Linked DNA regions of Homo sapiens: region 1 is linked to region 2. Evidence: chromatin loops called from intact Hi-C (ENCODE). Cell type or tissue: heart right ventricle. All regions are shown on one strand. Links, peaks and the distances in the headings refer to the core of each region. The heading gives the core; the rest is flanking DNA.

Region 1 (10,493 bases), core at 1,174-9,173, 46 kb after region 2:
GAAAGCCAGTTTTTGCTCTCACTAAACTCCTTTTTCCTTACAACTCTGATGTGTAAAGACATCATGTGTACAGCTGTGGCAGCCATCTTAGACCTTTGAGGCAAGATATTTCCAGCACAGAGGAGCACAAAATAGCAGGACTGTGAGTTCTGAATGACATCACTGAGCCACTGAACTGACCCTGAGATCTTCTGTTTCTCATTAAGTGAAACGCTAAATACCCATATGGATTAAGCCATTGTTAGGGTTATGGTTTAAGCCAAGGGTCAACAAACATTTTCTGTAAAGGATCAGATAGTAAATATTTCCAGCATTGCAGGCTATATGATCTCTGTTGCAAGTACTCAACTCTGCCATGGTAGCACCAAAAACAGCCACAGACAATACATAATCATGTAACATATGTAAGTGAATAGGCTGTGTTCCAACAGAACATTATTTACACAAACAGGCAACAGGCTGGATTTGGTTCATGAGCCATAGTTTGTGAACTTTTGGTTTAAGTCATTGATACATTAATCTCACAAATATTTATTAAGAACTTCCTACATGCCAGCCACAGTGCTAGATGCTAGGTGTGGCTCAGTTATAGCTGAGATCAAAACAGATCAAGTCTCTGCCCTCTGAAGCTTATATACTGCTCAGAGAGGTGTATAATGAACAAATGAGAAAATAAAGAAGATAATTGCAGATCGTGGTAAATGCTGGATGTAAGTAGCATGATGTGATGGATAATTTTGAGGTCGAGCAGAGTGAAAGGGATGGAGCCAGTTTAGATGGATTGGGAGAGAAGGCAGGTCTAAGATGAGATTTGAGACCTAAAGAATAAGAAAGAACTTACTACATGAAGAAACAGGAAAATCCTGTAACAAGCAATAATAATTGAAGAAGCAAAGCAAAAACTCAAGACAGGAATACATTGGGCATATTCAGAAAGCCAAAAGAAGAATGACAAGGGAGACAAGAATATGTAGGGTCCAGATCACGCAGGGTCTTGAAAGCCTGGGAAGAACCATGGATTTTACGCCAAGAGCAATGCAAGGTTCTACAGAGGGAAGTGGCATAGTGATGATTTACATTTTTTTAATGATCAATCAGTGGGTTGTAGGGAGGCAAGAATGAAGCAGAGATGCTAGTTAGGAAGCTATTGCAATAACCCAAGAATTTTATAAGACGTATCTCAATTCACCCGAGCAGGTTACAATAGGTCCCCCTGCCCCCCTAGATGGTAAACTCAGACTGAGAATATAAAATATGAGAACCCAGAAGCTCCAGAAAAAAGCTCCAGAAAGATAGACTGGCTTCTTTATGAGGATATTCATGAAATCACAATTCAATAAGATCCTGAGACAGGGTGACTTTGCGCCAGGAGCCAAGAGCTGCGGTGGACACTCTTCTTTGCCAGCTCACACAGAGCCATGTTCACTTGCTTCTCCTGAGTCTAGGAAGCACTGGCACAACTTAGAGGTGGCTGAGTGCCCCCTTCTGCACACCAACTGAGACAAGGTATTGCGGAGGCATGCATGACCACTCCGCCATCCTTCTTCCCTAGTTACTTAGTCTTATACTGTGGCACTACGCTCCAAAAAGGACACTAGTGGAGAGGCTCGTCAGACTGTATATTTATTCCTCACTTTGTTCCACAGAGGATTTGAAGCAGCTTTCAAGACATATATGTAATAAAGTAAAAGATATAAATTAAATATATCAAGACTAAGAAAACTACAAATTAGATAAAACATCGAGACTAGCGGGCAGAAGGGAAAACTAAAATGCAGGTTATAACATCCTACCTGGTTGCCATAACAAAAAAGGATAAGAAATCCCATCTGTTAGCTGATTCCTTCTGTCTTATTTATATTCCCTGCAGCATTACACGGTTTCCCATATTGCAACCAACTCCTGGGGCTTTCTGGCCAGTCACATGGTGACCACATGCCCAGTGCAGGTGCCTCACTCTCCCTGCTTGCCTCTGTGGTAATCACAAAAACAGTCCTTTCTCCACTCTGGGTGGGAAGGAAAAAGTGCAGCTGGTATCTGCAATTTTCTACTCAGTTGATTTGTTCTGGGTTTGGTTTAACTTAATGATTTCTCAATAAGATTTGAATTTCTTCAAATTAATAAAGGCAAAATGCTAACAAGCAAGGGAATGGAACCAAGACATGAGATCCCATCCTTCAGAGACTGGGGAAGGCATGTAAGTTCCCAGGGCCAGAGGTCCTGGGACTGGGTCAAGGACACAGTGAGGCTGACAAGGGAGTACATCCATGAGCCACGTGGCCTGCCTGGCTCTTGCCCTGATTCAAGGCTAAAAGCCCATTAACCTGGACTGGAGAGCTCAAGACTCAGCTCAGGCTCAGGCCACTTTGAACAAATCATTTTCCCTCTCCTTCCACCCCAACTAAATTAGATTGGCTGGTTTATTAGGAAGGGTTTAATCTCTAGGCTGGAGGGAAGGAGGCTGTAGCCCACAAGGACAGAGATTCTGTGGATGGCAAGTGAGGGCCCCAAAACTCTTCTCCAACTGAAACTACCTCATGGACCCTCCCTCCTCTCTCTGTCTGCTCCTTCTCTGACGTTTTCCCTCCATCCCCCATCATCCCATCAATCCACCATGGTGCCTCTGCCCTGTCTTTGTCTTTAGGCCATCGGTGTCTCTCTCATGGGTCTTTCTTGCCAGGCAGTTCCTGTTAGTGTCCCCTCTCCGGCTCAGCACTCTCAGGCTTCCGAATCCTTCTCCTACGAACTGTCTCCACAAGCAGCCTAGGCAGGAGGGGTCACTCCATCACCAGTACCTCCTGTCCCTCCACAACCCATCAAACCCCACCCCAAGATCTGACTTAGATGGATCTCCTGCCACTCTCTGATCATCCATAAGGTTCTTCTGGCTGTTCTCAGCTAGCAGCCCTGGTTGGCTGCTCCAGGTACAACATCTGCCTCACCTGTGCCAAGTCACATGCCACCTCCCTCCCCTGAACCTGATGGAGGTGACAGGGCTCTATCACAACAGACACCCTGGGATTCTGAAGTAGAGTGACAAGCTCCTCCCAATTTGCCCAGAACTTACCCAGTTTTAAAATTAAAAGCCTCAGATCCTAAAAATCAACTCAGTCCTGGGGTAAACTGGAATAATTTCAACAAGAGCCATTCATTCTCTTGTTAGCCACCCCACAAGAGAACTAGACTCAGACTCTAAGAACCAGCTTCCAGCCCCAGCTCTGCTCCATACTAACTGTAATCATTGACAACACATGTCACCCTCTCCATGAACTAAAGATGGCGATCCCTTCCCTGCCTACCTTTGAGATGATGGATGTGAAATGCTTAGTGAACACTAAAATACTGGACAGATGTAGAGGGGGTTTTATTATCCAGTGTTTATGACCTAGAGGCCAGAGTATTAGCAATTTCAATTAATCAAATAAATGGAAAAATAAATCGGTTTTATGAAAACGGATTTCCGAACTGTGCCAAGAGTTCAAGGCTAGGGCACAGGAAAGAAAACAATCCAAAAGGCCTGTAGCTCTGGCTGAGATAAACCCAAGCAGAGGCTTGCTCATCCCCACCCTCAGCTCCAGGAGCCCAGAACATGTCTGCCTGGGACCTACACACTCAGCCCCAGGATGACATCTCATCAAGATCCTTTCTCAACCACAGAGAAATCAAATGCAGTTTATTCTTAATTGCCCATGCTGTGACTGAATAAAATGAAACCGTGGCAGCTGAGCATCATTTACCTGGGGCTTCACAAGCTGCTTGAGTGCTCACCCTTGAACATTGGTATGTTCGGTGCTATGGGCTATGAAATAATCTGGGCATGTTCTGACATGCCCTAAGACAGTCCCCTCTCCTTCTATAGTTTCTATTATAGAGATTTTCCCTAAACACCGATGCAAAACACTGGCCTAAACAGGACAGGCATTGTCTTGGAGTTTGGGTCCTGATGCTTAGAGCTGAATACAGACATAGCTATAATGGCTGGCTTGGCTCCCTTCCTCTGTTCTGGAAGGAAGGTCATGGTTGGGGCATACATTCAATGTGTTTCATAGATAGCACAGTGCCCACTGCGAAGCAACTTCTCTTCTAGGGAGGCAGGCAGAGAAATGTCCACACATAAGCATTTCTAATATAAGGCCTTCTAAGTCCGCAGTAAGTAATGGGGCCATTTATGCCAACATGAGCTTAGGCAGGGCAAGTGACTGACAATCTCATCAATAATTAGTGAGCAAGGTTTGCTGTGGACAATTTGTAATGCAGATCATCTGTCCCTGTATAATTAAGAATAGATTGTATCCAGTTCTGGTTTATGGGTTTATGGCATTGAGGCCTTGTGAGTCCAATAAAGAAAAACAACAATAAAACTAATAGCTTCCTCTCCCCCTGCTCAGCTAATCAATGAGAAAAGAAGCCTTACCTTAGACCAAGCCGCTGCTGGACTGGACCTTTTCAATGAGCCTTTGTAGAAGTCACCAGTGTCCCCACACTCATTGCATCTGGAGGGCAGGGTGAGAGCCAGCCCAACCCCACCCAGCCCCACTCATTTGCAGCATTAGTAACGTTATTTGCTGATGAATTCCACTTTGAAAAGCCAGCAACAGTGAGAACTACAGGGCTTTGCCTAGATTAAAATAACAGTGCCCACTGCTTTTTAACATGACAGAGGTTTTTAAAATAAAGAATGTTCTTAATGTTCATCTCTTTGTTTTATAAATGAGAAAATGAAGCTTTGGAATGTGTATGAGGGGGTGTATGAGTGTGTATGAGGGGGTGGGGTGTGGAGACCAATCGAGTACCTTGTTGGAGAAACAAAAATTGAAATCAGATCATTTTGATTCCATCTGTGAAATAATTGCAAATATGTACTGAATATTTACTATGGCAAGCCACTGTTCTAAGAGCTTGAGGTACATCCTTTAGTTAATCCTTGTGACAACCCTATGAGGTAGTTACTGTTACTATCCTAACTTTGCAGGTGGAAAAATAAAGGCATAGAGAAGTTAGGTAACTTGCCCAAGGGTCACACAGCTAGCAGACCAAACTGAGATTAGACCTCAGACTCCAGACAACAGACTCTTAAGCGCTAACCTCTCAGCACCCTTGCCTCTCGGTTGAACACATCCTGGAATCTGCAGCTATTTGGGAAATCATTAATTTATAGACTGAGCCTGGCTCCTTTGCTTATCCTTTTAACATTTATTCATTGATTCATTCACTTATATTTATTGAGCATTTACTACATATCAGGCTGTAAGGCCTCCAAATAAATAACACCCAGTTTCTGCCCTCCAGGTGCTCACAACGCATTACTGTCCCTCCCCTAAGTGACAGTCTCCTATTTTGTAGATTACATTCATTTTCGACAGCTGTTGTAACAAATTGCCAAACTCGGTGGCTTAAAACTACACTCATTTATTAGCTCCTAGTTCTGTGGGTCAGAAGTTCAAGCTGTCTTCAGGAAGGAGAATAAGGGTCTGGAGGCAGGGAACTTAAGGACAATTGGTGCTGAATCCAGGAAAAACACCAAGGTGTGGGGACACGGAATCTGAGGCCAATTCGTGCTGACTTCCTAAAGCTGAATCAAAAGGATAGCACCTGGGTCTACGGTCAGGGAAGCTAAGGCCAATTAAACCAACTTCCTAAAGCTAAACCAAAAGGAAAAACCCCACCTCCCCGCTCCAGAGTAGCAAAGGAGCAAAGGCTACTCAATGTCTCAGATGGACAGGGAGAGTGCCTTCGATGGGCCGAGGACCAAGCAGGGACCATCCCTTCATCGCATAGGACACCAATTCACTTCATCCTTTAATTAGCCACAGGCCAAATTCTTCATCCAGATAAAGGGTAGCCAATAGGAATCTGAACAGGAGAACTTAAAACCCAGAAAACTTTGCAACTGGGCCCTTGAGCCACCTGCTTGGGCCGACTCCCACCCTGTGGGGTCCTTTTTCACTTTAATACATTCCTGCTTTCCCTACTTCGTTCCTATGTTTCAGTCCTTTGTTACTTTGTGTGTTTTGTCCAAGTCTTTGTTCAAAACGCCAAGAAACTGAATAACTTACACTCAAGGCCCTCCTTCCAGTAACAGCCTTGGGTGGGCTCTTTGATGTCATAGTGCTGAAGTCAATCTGTCAGCTGGCTGGGGCTCCTATCAGGAGGCTTTGGGAGAAAATCCACTTCCGGATCACTCAGGGTGTTGGCAGATTTCAGTTCCATGCAGCTGTAGGACTGAGCACTTAGGTCGTTTTCAACTTCCAGAGGCTGCTTGCATTCCTTGGCTCATGGCCTCCTGCATCTTCAAGGCCAGCAACAGAAAGTTGAATCCTTGTGCTTTGAATCTCTCTGACTTCACCTGCTGTCCTCCTCTTCTGCCTTTAAGAACACATGGGATTACATTGAGCCCACCCAGATAATCCAGGCTAATCTTCCTATTTTAAGGTCAACTAATTAGTAACCTTAATTACATCTGCAAAACTTCTTTTGCTGTAAATGTAACATATTCATGGACGTGGTATCTCAGCCTATTCAAAGATCCTAGAGATTAGAGGTGTGATCTTGAGGATGGGGACATTTTAAAAATTTTGCCTACCGCATAAACCAAAAAGGTGGTATCTACATGACCGTGGCCCATTAACCCTGGGTAGGTGCCCCTATGCAGATGACACTATTACACTTGTAGTGCTTGTATCCCATAGGCCTTTAAGCCATTTAATAAAAAGAACTTAGTTATTTTTCATATCTTGGGGAGGTGCTACAATAAGACATTACTACCACCTTATCTTATATTAGCTGAGACGCAGCAAGAGTGAGATCCCACTGACGAAGTACCTGGGGACCCCAGGGTCACAAAAACAAGAGTGAGGAGGAGGTGCTGAGCTGGGGTCATTGAGTCTTCACTCTCATTCTTAACTCCTCCTAATCCTGAGCTAACCTGATAGGTGCAGGGAGCCATTAGGACCCTCAGCGTCACTCATGAGTGCAGCCTGGCATTGGTTTTAGTGCAACAGACCCATCATCCAATTTGCCTAGTGTGGGCCCTGGGGACCCACACATCTACAAGTAACATCATTTGCATTCTTTCATGATACTGATGCCACCTGTAGTGCGGTTTCTACTCAGATCTCTAGTCCCCAGCTCTTTCCTTCCGCTCCCTCTTTGCATACATCTCTCCCACCACAATGGTCAAAGCCCTGCTCTCATAGAACTCTATACCCAGAGTTGCAGCAGTGCTGCACTCCTGACTTTGAGTCTTACCTGCCACCTGTATTTGTGATGCTGGGTCCTTTGCATTTAATTAGATCCAGATGGAATTGATATCCATCTGAATGGAGTCTGAGTTCTCCATGCCAGTTTGGATGCTGTATAAAGTGGTCTGGTGGTCAACTTACTACCCTGTGGGTACCAACCCTGGAGTTCAGGATGTTAATAAGACGTGAAGCCAGCTGGCCTTCTGGGTCAGGTGGGGACTTGGGGAACTTTTCTGTCTAGCTAAAGGATTGGAAATGCACCAATCAGCACTCTGTGTCTAGCTAGAGGTTTGTAAACATACCAATCAGCACTCTGTAAAAACGGACCAATCAGCATTCTGAAAAATGGACCAATCAGCTCTCTGTAAAATGGACCAATCAGCTCTCTGTAAAATGGACCAATAAGCAGGATGTGGGTGGGGCCAAATAAGGGAATAAATGCAGCCCACCCGAGCCAGACGCCGAAATCCAAGGGGTGTTTTTCACGGTGTGGTAGTTTGTTCTTTTGCTCTTCTGAATGAGTTTTGCTGCTGTTTAGTGTTTGGGTCCGCACTACTTTTAACAGTTGTAACGCTGGCTGCGAAGGTCTGTAGCTTCACTCTAGAAGTCTGCCAGACCAGGAGCCCACCAGAAGGAAGAAACTTCAGACGCAGCTGAACACCTGAAGGAACAAACTCCCGACACACCATCTTTAAGAGCTGTAACACTCACCAGTAGGGTCTGCCCTTTCATTCTTGAAGGCAGGGAGACCGAGAACCCACCAGGAGGAGACAATTCTGGGCACAGTAAGGCACGTGATTCTCAATGAATGTTGAATGAATAAACTGGATGGGTACCCCGCAGCCCTAGTCTATATCTCCTTGTTTTCTACCTTCCCCTCCAGAATAATGAGGCGGAGTGTTAGAGGTTTGTAAACATACCAAGCCACATCGTGTTCCAGTGTGCCCTGAGCCAACATCTGAGTCACCCACCTGCATTTTTTTTTTTTTTTTTTGAGACACAGTTTCATTCGTGCTACCCAGGCTGGAGTGCAATGGTGTGATTTTGGCTCACTGCAACCTCTGCCTCCCGGGTTCAAGCGATTCTCCTGCCTCAGCCTCTCAAGTAGCTGGGATTACAGGCGCCCACCATCATGCCTGGCTACTGTTTTATATTTTTAGTAGAGACGGGGTTTCACCATGTTGGCCAGACTGGTCTGAATCCCTGACCTCAAGTGATCCACCCGCTTCGACCTCCCAAAGTGCTGGGATTACAGGAGTGAGACAGCGCACCTGACCATTAACCTGCATTCTATAACCGCTTCCAAGGTGCTCCCTAGGACCAGGTGAGGATGCAGCAGCAGAAGCTAGAGAATTCTGACCCCATCCATCTTTTCTTGCCTGCTGTGGCAGGGTTTTACCACGGTCACTGTTTCAGGTCACAGACCCCAATGTTTAGCTCCACAGTTTAATTACAGTCCCTGAACTATATGAACTGTGACTAGACTAATCTTAGGATTATGCGAAATCAGCACCTTCCAGGTGGGGCTGTATTGAAAAGCCATTAGTGCCCCCTCTGTCAAGGTCAAGCCGGGTCAGTTGTAGAGTTGGTGTAGGGAAGAGGAGGGGGGAGTGAAGTAAATAAGGGGAGAGATGGAGTCTAATGACATAGTGACTGAACCCCAAACGTATAAAGATCTTCCCAAGAATAGGCAAAGGCTTCCCTAAGGAAACTTGTTTGAACTTTTTTCTTGGTGTCCCTTAGCCATTTTGTCTATGTCCCTTTATTCTTCTATCCGTCCCAATTGTCTCGCCCACCCATTTTACTTTGTTCAGTCTTTATTCATACTAAGGTGTAAATGACTGATACTGTAAATGAGTAAGGTAGCAGAGCCTGAAGAGATTTTAGAAATCATCTGGTTTAACGTGTCCTATAAATAAAAATTAAGGCTCAGAGAATTGAAATGTCAGCTTGAGTTACTACCAGGATTAGAAACTTCTAAACCACAGTGTTTCACTGTGCTGTCATTTGCTTTTAATGACCAGTAGATAGGGGAACACTTCTAAGGGCATTCAGAACGTCTCATCATTCCTAAAATCAGAGATTATGGCCCAAAGTAGAGTGGAAGGGGTTCAGTTAAATAAAATAAGGGCAGGTGGTCTCTAAACTGCCAGTAGAATGGGTTCCAAAGGTGTCTTATAAGTCAGCTGTTTAGGAGACGGGAAGTATGTTCCTATAGAAATTCAGCTCCACCCAGAAAGTACAGTCCTTGAGTCCTCGCTGTGTGCAAAACCTGTAAATGGAGATTGGAAGCCCAAGTAAGCAACAGAAGCGTGGCCAGGCTTGGATGCAGCTGGATGAAAAATGCTAATAATGGCATTTTCAACTCACACCTCAAGCACCAGGAACACACCACTGGCTGCCACTGGAAAGGTTCTCTTCTCTCCTTTGGAGAGGCCCTAGGCAGAAGGGTAGGAGTTTCACGGATGGTGGTGTAAGACAGGTTGGGGGCAGGCCGGGTGGAACATGGTGTGAACACAGAGGAGGGGAATGAGGCTGAGCAGTCATATCTGGGACATCTCTCAGTTGGTGGCTAATTCCTTAGAGAATGAGGGGACTGGTAAAAATAGGTGCTAGGGGAACTGCTTTTCCACTGTTGTTCATTTGCTGCACCCAAATCCCCTGTGGTTGGTAAGAATGCTCATTCCAGGGCCATATTCCTGAAATATCAGGTTTGGTTATTCTGGGGAGAAGTCCAGGAAATACTAATGCTGTGCCAGGTTGGGAAGCACTGGGTCTAGAGAACCAATACGGTAGGGTCTGTTGTCTCCACAGCATGGGGAGGCCTCTCAGCAGCACCTGAATCCCATGTCAGGCTGCCCTGCTCGCCGCTCCTCTTCCTTTACACCTCTCCCCTGGAGATTCCCTTCCAGAAGGAGCAAAGCTGTTTTCTGACAAGGAAATGCTTCAGTCTCTTCTGAAGCTGCACAGTAATTTAAGGGCTGCACTTAGACCTGGGGCCACAGAGGGAGCATAACATGTTCCAGAAGCCTTGGACTCCTCTTAAAATGACCCTCCCTTGCAGCAGTAATAGGAGGCTTCCCTGGGATACTGTGTATAAATCACACAGCACTCAGTGGCAATGGAGAGAGGGCTAACTGTCTTCAACATTGTCTTCTCAAGCCCTAGCAGTTGGGTATTCTGGCCAGAGGAAGGTATAAGAAGGAAAAGCAGAGGAGAAAAGATGAATGAAGAGGCTCAAAGTCAACAAAG
Region 2 (10,493 bases), core at 1,688-9,687:
GGAAATCCAGAAGTAGGCTTAGCTCTAAAATCCACGTGAATGGGAAGTCCAACTCTTGGGGGCCTGTTGCAGGTGTTTGGGAGTTCAAGCTGTGGTCTAGCAGCACCCACCAGGTTTGGGGAATACTAGTAGGAGCCCAGAGAACCTGAGGGCAAGGGCAGGATCCTGGGACACAGATTAAGGCACAAAGAATAAGGCAGGAAATGCCTCTGGAAGCCCCTAGCTCTGGGGCTTTGCACAGAAGATGGGCTTAGGAGTCATGAAGAGGCAGGGTCTCAGGGTCACTAGGCTAGACCCAGGTGGCAGTAAAACATGCCTTTCGTAAAAGCCCGATTGTGTCAGACCCTGAGGATAAGGCTGGAACTGCCACCGACCCTTTCCTGCCTTAGAATAGGACAGGCTGAGAAGCTATTAAATGGTTGGGGCATGGGTGTGGCTGTTGCTACAGAGAATGAGATATGGGTATGTGCTCTGGGCACAATCCCTGTGCATAGGGAGAAGGAAACACCCACCTGTTTTTTGCCGGACATACTGCCTTATGCTAATTGGCAGACATGGCAGGCGTAGGCTGCATGAAATGCAAGGGGTGAGCACATGAACTGAGAGGCCCTGGGCATGTCAACTCCAGCAACCCCTCGACCCAGCAGAAACAGGCTCCCTGTGGCCAAGTTTGGGGCACCCAAGCTTGTGGCAGGGACTGGGATTGGGTCAATGCTGTGATGTTTATTTTCTAACCGGTCCTTCCTTGCTATCTCACCTTTCTATGTCCCAGAGTCCACTCGTGATCTGCCCTCTGCATTGTGTCCAGATGTCAGGGCTGCCCAGAGAAGCAGGTGTCCTGGTCCTTGTTGCACCCCACAGGTGGGGAATGGCTCACACAAGAGCCTTTTTGGACCCTCGCACAGGTCAGGAGCGCTGTGGCAAGCCCCTGGGCTTCATGGGCATTGGGTTGATGCACTCCAGTGAGAATCAGGGTAACACTCTCTCAGATGACTCCCTGGAGACCCGACCCTCACCAGTCCTTGGAGAAGAAAGGCAGCACTGAGGCAAAATCATGTTGCCTTCACTCAGCCTGATGTTTCTAGGGGAGGAGGCTTTGTGCTGGAACCCACACAGGAGAAGCCAGCAGGGAGCAAAAGTAAGAGAGCTTCTGGGTCTTCTTCCTCAACTAGGCTGTAATCCAGGGCTTTCTGCTCAAGTTATCAAACCTCCTGGAACCCCAACTATATTTGAAGATTAAATTAGAGCACTTACAGAGAACTCTTGGCACAATGTCATCTACAAGTAGAAAGTAAATGCAACATAAATAGCAGCTGTTATTATTATTGCTGGCATTGTTGTTGTAAGGTTAGAGACAAGCTTGGTCAAGAAGAGTCAGAAAAGGTGCAGAGGGAGTTTCAAAGGGTGGACCAGGCCAGGTACACTGGTTCACATCTGTAATCTTTGCACTTTGGGAGCCTGAGGCAGGAGGACTTGAGGCCAGGAGTTTGGGATCAGCATGGGTGACATGGCAAGACCCCCATCTCTACCAATAAGTAAATAAATAAATAAAAATCAAAGAGTGCACCAAACACTCCATAGTTTACTGGGAAAAGCAGCTTCCAGGTTCTCGGGGCTCATGGTCAAGGGTTGGGGGTAGGGGTGGAGTACGATCTTCTGACTGGCCTACAAAACATGTGACTAGGGACACTGTCCCAGCACTGGGCAGTCCTGAGTGCTGGGGCATGCAGGGCTTCCATATCCCACAGCTCCACGTTTAATCTGAACCGTGACAGAGAATTGTGTGTTACTTTATCAATAACAACAATCTTAAGCGTTATTATTATGTTGTTTTGATGTATCATATTATTATTGCAGGTAAATTATTTCACTAACATTAGACATTCTTAAATGCAATGAATCTATCACTACTAGGTTCTACATACTAGCCAAGGGATTTCCGTGCATTATATCATTTGATCATCACAAACCCTCTGTGGTAAATATTATCATCTTCCAGATGAGAAAACTGAGACTCAGAGAGGTTAGTTGATTTTCCCAGGTCACACAGCTAATAAGTGGCAGAACCAGGAATTGAACCCAGTTCTGTCCCTCAAGCCCTCACTTATAACTTCTGCCATGCTGCCTCCTTTTCTGCAAGACCTGTGTAGTCAGCCCTACTTTGAACCAATAATACAACCACTTTTGGGCCCTTCCCCATTCTTGAATCAGAGAATCTCAGACTTGGAAGAGACCTAAAGGTCATCTGTCCTACACCATACCCTCTTATCTTTCTTATCAAATATTTGAAAATGGTGATCAAGTCCCCCTCAGACAATAACCTTCTTTATTTGAATATAACAAAGGGCCCTCCCAGGGGAACACATTCCACCCTGGAAGGAGATTTTCAGGTGCTCCAGAGTTCACTTGCCTTTTGGGACTCTCAGACTTTGACTCCCCCTTCCCCTTCATTTCCTTCCACCTATGGATGCTATACCACCCCCAATGCCTTTAACTTCTGTCTTTGTCCTCTCTGTCAATGTGCCAGGCATAATGCTAAGCACCCTGTGGGCACAATCGCATTCCATCTTCCCGGCAACATTTTGCAGTGGATACTATTCTTATCCCCATTTTACTGATGAGGAAACTGAGATACAAAAACGTCACAGAACCAGCAGACATCAAACATGGGTAGGTCTCTCTCCAAAGCCCATAATGTCATCATGAGACTGCAGTCCCTCCATTTACATTTCAGTTCAGTCACTTTCTCTGTTTCTCCTTAGTATAGCTGAGACGGGCTGGCATCAAAAAGAAACTCTCCCTCCAAAAAAAAAAAAAAAAATCACTAAAAGCAGCATGCCACGCTTAAGACTGAGGGGGAGCACAAACGAAATAACTACAGAAAACACCAGCCACATAAAGGCAGGTTCTCAAAGTACAGATTTCTGACTCTCCAATAATTGCTTCCCTTAGCCCAAGGGGCTGGCATTGCTTGACCTGTACGTTGCCTGGCTTCAGGGCCTCTGACTCCCTCCCACCACCATGTGGCAGTGTCTTCTTGGGCCCCATCCACAGAAATTGGACAACCTTCCACTTGCTCCTTACCCAGGTTTATTCTCCAACTTTACTCCAATCTGAGAGTCACATTTTATCCACACTTTTCCATTTAGTCACTCAACAAATATTAATTTGCAGATAAGAATTTAAAGAATGGTCTCACCCTTTTGGTGAGATAGGACTTTGCATGTCAGTCCTTAATTTTATACTTTTGTGTATAGCACCTACTCAATGCCAGACCAGATCTCAACTCAACAAATGATGATGCTAGTTATGATGATGATGACAAGAATACAAACAATAATAACTAATGCTTACTGAGCATACACCATAGACCAGGCAGTGTGACTGAACACTGCCTGAATTTTCACATTTGATTCTTTCAATAACCCAGTAAGGGAAGTACTATTATCTTTTCCATATTACAGAGGAGAAAACAGGCTCAGAAGGTTAAGTAGATTGTTAAGGCCACACAGCAGGGAGTGTCAGAGCTAGGATTTGGAACCCTTGACCTTGAGCACTGTGCTGCAGTGTTTCATAGCATGCTTGTCATAGAGAGCTAAGTGGCATGGTCCTAAAGGGGACATCAGTGCACTAGGGGGTACAAGTCAGACATCTCCACGGGGCACACACAAGGTCCTTTCCTTTCTCCGGGGAGGACAGGGAAAGGGGGCAGGAAAGGGGCAGGAAAGGCTTTATGGAGTTGGCATGTGCAGACTGGTTCGTGAAAGCTGAGTAGGTGGTCACTGCACAGACAGGAGCAGAGGGGCACTCAGAGAAAAGGAACCATGTGAACCAGGACCTACAGAAGCGGCATAGTCTGGCTTTTTCAGGAACTGTCAGCATGCGACCAACTTATGTGAGATGGGGAAGGAAGGAACTGATAGATGAAGAAGCTGAAGATACTGCAGGAATGAGATCCCAAAGTTCTTACAGATGATTGGGAGCCACAGAGGGATTGAGGGTAGGGAAGAAAAGTGATCAGATGCAAGTTGCAGAAACATCCCTGGGGCAACTGTGTGAAAAGTAGAGAGATGGCCGCTGGTGGGCCTAGAGAGACCTGGTCCCATAAAGGGCTTAACAGGGCAACCGCACCTGAGTCACATGTAACCTGCATTTGACCTTCAATGAATAAGTATCAAGAGGGATGCCCAAGTCTTGAACAAGCCCCTTCCTCGTCTTGCTGAGCCTCATGGTACTGCAGCTGAGAAACATAAAATCTCTTTAGGGATTTCCATTGGCATAATCATCCTTAGCTCTTCAGCCTTACAGGGTCACCGCTTCTCTCCCTGGGATATTACTGAAGGCCAGAGCTTCTGGCAGAACTGGGTTTGCTACCCTGGAAGTTTGCCCAGGGCTGCTGAGCAGCACCTCTATCACTTTTCAAGTAAGGCACTGATTCCAGTTTTTTTCAGTTCAAAGAGATAGCACTATAGGGCCATGGCTATGGTATCCTCCCTCTAGCATCCTTTAACCTTCCCAGCTCTCCCAGGGAAATATTGTCTACCTTCCTCCATGTAACCTGGGACTCACCAAATCAAGAGCCAATCACCTCCCTCACTGTACAGACAATACTTGTATTAACGCAACCAACATACGTCACTTGGTCAACACTAGCTCCCTAACCTATCTATTTTTATAGATACTTTATAAAAACTGAGTAGCCCTCTGATTTCCGTCAGATTCTTCCAATTAGGAGAGCTGTGCATTGATCTGGGAATTGATTAAAAACTTCCCAACTGGAGTGAAATGTCAGCCCTTTCAGACAATTAATTCCTAAGTGCCTTCTAATTTGAAGCCTAATCATTCATCCTTAATAGTGGATCATGGGAGACTTCAGATCTTAACCAAACTGAAAAGTGGAAGAAAAGCTGGCAGAGAGCAGGGAAGAAGCCACGGGGAGGGCTGGTGAGCATTCTCTGGCTACAGAAGCTGGTTTCTGGGATGGGAGCCAGGGGGACCAGGAGGGCTTATGTACTGGGTCAAACAGGAATAGCAGATACAAGTGTAGTTCAGGCAGATGTTGGCAACACAGGGCCTAATCCAGAGGGTCTGGATGAAGGCAGCTGTGACTCCTCGGAGGTCAGCCCTCACCCAAAGCTGAGAGGACTTTGGATGGGGAGAACGGCCGCATCCATGCTGTATTCCCAACACTGTGCTGAGGGCTCCCACGTGCAACAGATACTGCCAGGCACAGTGCAGGGCTAAGAGCATGGGATTTGGTATCAGGCAAAGTGGAATTCAAACCCAGACTGGTCTCTTGCTAGAAGGTGAACATTGGCATTGATAAATTCCTTAATCTCTTTTGACTCAAGTTTTTCCTTCTATTAGATGGAGGTAATAATTGTATCAACCTCAGAGGGCTGTTATGGGGATTAAGTATCAGAAGAGTGTTGACAGTGCTTAACACTTACCAGGCATGGACACAGGCTAAACACTGACAAATTATTATTATCAGCCAGGGATACAAACACAAAGGGAACAGAGTTCCCTGCTTTTAAAAAGCCAGATAGGGTTGGCGAGGCGGCTCACACCTGTAACCCTCATACCTTGGGAGGTCAAGGTAGGAGAATCACTGAGGCCAAGAGTTCAAGACCAACCTGGATAACATAGTGAGACTTCATCTCTGCAAAAAAAAAAATTTAAAAACTAGCCAGGCATGGTGGCATGCACCTGTAGTCCTAGCTACTCAGGAGGCTGAGAAGGGAGGATCACTTGAGCCAAGGAGGTCGAGGTTGCAATGAGCTATGGTCACACCACTGTACTCCAGCTTGGGTGACAGAGTGAGAACCTGTCTCAACAAAAAAAAAAAAAGACCAGACAGGTAGATATCAGAAAATCAATTACTTTCTGATTTTCCAACAGCAAATCAGAAAGAACTTGGAAGAAACAGAAGCTGAATCAGACTAGGTCCCCATAGAAGGGGCTGGGCAGACTCCCAGGCATCGGGACCACCCTGATCTAATGGGAGGACATTGGCATCCTTTGGCTTCTTTGAGGTCCAATCAGGGTTGTCCTAGCCACCTGTGTAGGCCCACACACAGCACAGGAGGAGGCCTCTTCTTTTTTTATTTTTTTGAGACAGAGTCTCGCTCTGTCCCCCAGGCTGGAGTGCAGTGGCACAATCTCAGCTCACTGCAAGCTCCGCCTCCCAGGTTCACGCCATTCTCCTGCCTCAGCCTCCCGAGTAGCTGGGACTACAGATGCCCGGAGGAGGCCTCTTCTTACATCCAAGCTGGAGACAGCCTGAGAACTCACTGGATACTGGGTATGCAGTGAATGAGGGCCATTAGAGCCAGCTCAGCGGCTGAGGCTGAACAGCTTATCTCTGCTCCCCAGTGGAACCAAATCAAATCCCTGAAAAATATTAGGTTTTCAAATCAAAACAGCAAACCATGTTGAATAAACCAGCCGCCAGCAGCAGACAGCTAATTGGCTTGTGTCTGTCAGAAAACATTGAACTTAACAGGAATCAGGAAGCTTTGAGCAGGGCCTCACCTTCAGGGGTTGAGGAGACCTAGCCAGAGTTCAGCACACCTGCTACCACCGCCCCAAGGCTCATTCATTCTTCCTGTTGGGAAGACACTTTTCATCAGTGGCAGGAGCAGCAGCAGGAGGGAGCTGGAATTTAGTTCCCCTTCTAGCCAAACCATAGACTTGCCTCTGTACGCCTGCAGGCCACATATTTATTTGAGAAGCATTTATTGGGTGGCACCAGGGTGCAGGGCATCAAAGATAAAGGAATAAATAAAGCACCCAAACTCTGTCTTCACACTTTAGCACTGGATTTGGGATATCAAGAGGCATTTATAACACAGAGTGGTAGGATAGAGATTTGTACCCAGTGAAATGGTTGCTCCAGGGAAGACATGCCTGTGTCTCTAGAGAGAAATCTGGAATCTGGAATGGCTGAACCCCTAAGGATGAGGAGGCTTGTTCCGGCAGACTAGGAAGGGAGGGCATTCCAGGATGACAGCATTTTTCCTTCAAAGACACAAGGTTACATGTGTGAGAACAGTCTTGCTCAGGGAAGTGCAAATCCTTCAGGGTTCTTGGAGGCTGAAGTGTGCCTGTGCATGTGTTGATGCGGGGTGGATGAGGGCCAGAAGTGAGACTGGACAGGTGTACACAGTCTCAAGTCTGAAGGGCCCAGTGCACAAAGCTAAGGAGTGTGTGTTTTTATTCTGAAGGTGAGGGGAAAGGATTTTGAGCAAAGAAGTCACATGGTCAGAATTGTGTTCATAGGGCAGAGGAAGGGCAAGGTTTGAGTGCTGGAAATCAGGAAGCCGCTGAAATGGTGCATGTTGCAAATGATGAGAACTTAAGCCCAGGAAGTTGAGGAGGGAGTGAGAGCAAGGGGCATAAAGAGTTACTTAGGAGACAGGATCTACTGGACTTGGTAATTGATTGGATGTCAGGAGTGCTAAAGAAGAGGAGAGCCTCTAGGGTGACTTCCAGCTGACTCCACACAAACACAGCTTCGATTAGGGCATCCCCTCCCCTGACACCGTTATCAATGGTGTTTCCCAAAGCATGATGTACCACTGCTGGACTATTGAAGGATTTCAGGTGGTACACAGAAGAGCGCATTTCGTTAAATAGTGACTGTTCACTTTTATGTTTATTAGAAAAAATGTAAATAGCCTAGCAGATTCATAGTTTTATGAATATTGTCCTCAAAGGCAAAACTAATGTTTAAAAAAGCTAGTGAATCTAAATTTAATAATTAACCAAATTATGATATATGGTATACTTGCATTAAAAAATAACATACGTGGTAAATGAATAATTAAAGCTTAAGAACCATGGCTTAAAGGAAAAAGGACTCACATCTTTGCACGACGTTCTAGTCCTTTTTTTTCCATACTTACCAACCACATTAAATTACCAGCCATTCTTAAGAATACATCCAATTTTATTCATTCAAAGCTCCTTAAGTTAACAAAGAACTTAAGGCCTAGAAGTGACCATCCAGTGCCCCACTGCATTCTACAGCTGCAAAAACAGAAGCCAAAAGAGATAATGTGAGTTGCTAATGATCAAAAAATCACTTGGCAGCAAAGCCAGGACTAGAACCTCAGAATCTTCTTCCAATTCTCCTTTTCCACCACCAACATGAAAGGCCCTGTATATGCCTGCCCTGGAATTCCTACCAATGCCTGATCTAAGAGGAGGTTGGTTGGTTGGCTTACAAGGACCTTGACATTCAGAATACCTTTCCACCTGCACCTCCAAATCTCTTTCATCTTTCAGAATCCAGTTCAAAGATACTCATGAAGCGTCTGCAAGCTAAGCAGTGTAGATTTCCCACTCTCTCTCCAGCTGGCCATGAGCTTGTTCTCCTTAAAACTCACATGGCAGATTTGTCAATTTTATTTCTTTATAACACTTTTTATTTCAATTGTGTATTCCCTGAAAGTGGACACCAGACCTTTTATTTATGTCTTTGATGTTTAGGGATATTCAAAAAGTTTGTGTGACAACTCTATAGGTCCATGTTTTAATCTCTCTTCTGTATTAGTTATCAATTTCTGTGTTGCAAATTAATCTAAGATGTGGAAGCTTAAAACAATAACTTATCAGCTCACAGTTTTCATGGGAGCTGCTTAGGTGGGTGATTCTGGCTCAGGGTCTTTCAGGAAGTTACAGTTAGGCTGTTGGTTAGGGCTGCAGTCATTTGAAGGCTCAAGTGGGGAAGGATACTTATCTAAGCTCACTCCTGTAGTTGTTGGAAGGCCTTAGTTCTTCACTGGTTGTTAGATGGAGACCAGCTTTCAATGTAGTCCTCTTTATAGGCTGCCTGAACATCTTTACAACATGAAGCTGACTTCCTCTACTGCAAGAGATGAAAGAGAGATAAAGATACATGATAGATAGATAGACAGATAGATAGATAGATAGATAGATGACAGATAATAGATAGATAATAGATGATAGATAGATAGATAGATAGATAGATAGATAGATAGATAGATAGACAGAGAGGCCACATTGTCTTTGATAACAAAACCTCAGAATGGCATACCACCTTTTCTGTTGTATTCTATTGATCAACAAGACTGATCCTGGTACAAGGAAGAAGGGATCCACACAAGGGTGTCACTAGCCAGAGGCAGTGCTCACTGAGAGTCATGCTGGCTATCGTGCCTTTTCACAATGTATTCTTTGAAGATAGGTATTTAGTTAAATCAATTCCATAGTGCTAGCTTAGTTCTTGACATATAGAATGTTCTTAGTGAAGGTGAACAGATGTATGATGGATGCTTGGATTGGTGAAAATGACCTCCCTTTGACTTGTTAGACCCCAAATGCTTAGCCCTATGATAAGCAACCATCTTCATTTGTCTTAGACTCAAAGAACTTAAGGCCTAGAAGTGACCATCCAGTGCCCCACTTTATTCAAAAGAGATAATGTGAATTAAGCCAAAAGAGATAGTGTGAATTGCTGCTGATCAAACAACTACTTGGCAGCAAAGCCAGCACTAGAACCTGAGACTCTTCTTCCAACGCTCCTTCTCCAGCATCAGTAAGAAGGATACTGTGTATGTTTGTCCTAGAATCCTTACCCATACCTGATACAAGAGGAGGCCTCCAATAGAGAAAAGGAGAAAACGTGACTTGTCCAAGTGCAGTACCAGCTGGACATCACTAATTGGGACGGCCTCCCTGCTTTCGCTTGAGCACCCAACTACTGTTCAGTCTGTGTATCCATCCTTTTTCCAGATTCTTCAAACCTTCACCAGGTGACCTCCCGACAGACATGGATCTTCACCACCATCTCTTTCCAGCATGCCTCACTGTGCTTTGCTACTTCTGGGTGTGTCTGCCTCCAAACCCACTCCTTGTCAAGCTAGGACTTACTTAAGTGGATCTTTTCTTCTGCTGATATATCCCTCTGGATGCACCATAAACACTGACATTTCTCCAGAGCAGGATGTTTTCGAAAAAATATTCTAGATGAATGCCAGGCCAAGCAGCACAAAATGTCATGGTGACTTTCCAAAAAGACCTGCCAGGAGCTAGGGTGAGTAAAAATAGCCACAGCTTGGTGTGGATGAACAGAAAGTAAAGATCACAGAAAGAAGAGTTTATTTGTTTTTAAAATAATTATTTCTAAATGGTTCTGGGCCTGAAGAATGCGTCAGACTGGCAGGCAAGGAAGCAGAAGGTCTGCGTCTGACACCAGAGAGAGAAGGCAGAGGAGGGTGACAGATGGGAAGGTGGGGGGCTGGAGCCTTGGATTCCAGCCAAGTCAAATACTACATACAGCTTGGACTATCTCTCTAGGATTGTGAGCCTCAGTTTCTCTACCTGGAGTAGAGAAAAAGAAGAAAAAATGTAGTTAGGGAATGTTATGCACATGACTACAAACAGAATGAAAAAGAAGCACTGAGAGACAAAGGCAGATAGAGAAATGGACAAAAATGACTAGTGTTCTGTTATGGAAAAAATAAGAA

The links. Peaks named below come from ENCODE experiments on the same cell type or tissue, not always from the same donor. Only the 100,000 strongest peaks of a DNase experiment are listed, where the experiment ranks them.
Region 1: it touches region 2 in a loop (7-fold over the local background); 3 of 110 quality-filtered maps call a loop at or near these places.

What each region holds. Positions count from the first base shown.
Region 1 is chr17:33,577,029-33,587,521 of GRCh38, reverse strand. It overlaps ASIC2-AS1 (ASIC2 antisense RNA 1), which reads right to left. Exons shown (of 4, transcript XR_001752838.2): 4 at 5,516-6,366. It also overlaps a transcript of ASIC2 not described here. Among named protein-coding and RNA genes, the nearest start is that of ASIC2-AS1, 23 kb to the right of the region's middle. RefSeq lists an enhancer at 3,396-4,595. In heart right ventricle, for the core only: no CTCF peak of the experiment used is centred there; no DNase peak of the experiment used is centred there; H3K27me3 peaks cover 1,219 bases.
Region 2 is chr17:33,623,651-33,634,143 of GRCh38, reverse strand. It overlaps a transcript of ASIC2 not described here. Among named protein-coding and RNA genes, the nearest start is that of ASIC2-AS1, 70 kb to the right of the region's middle. In heart right ventricle, for the core only: no CTCF peak of the experiment used is centred there; a DNase peak (open chromatin) is centred at 5,030.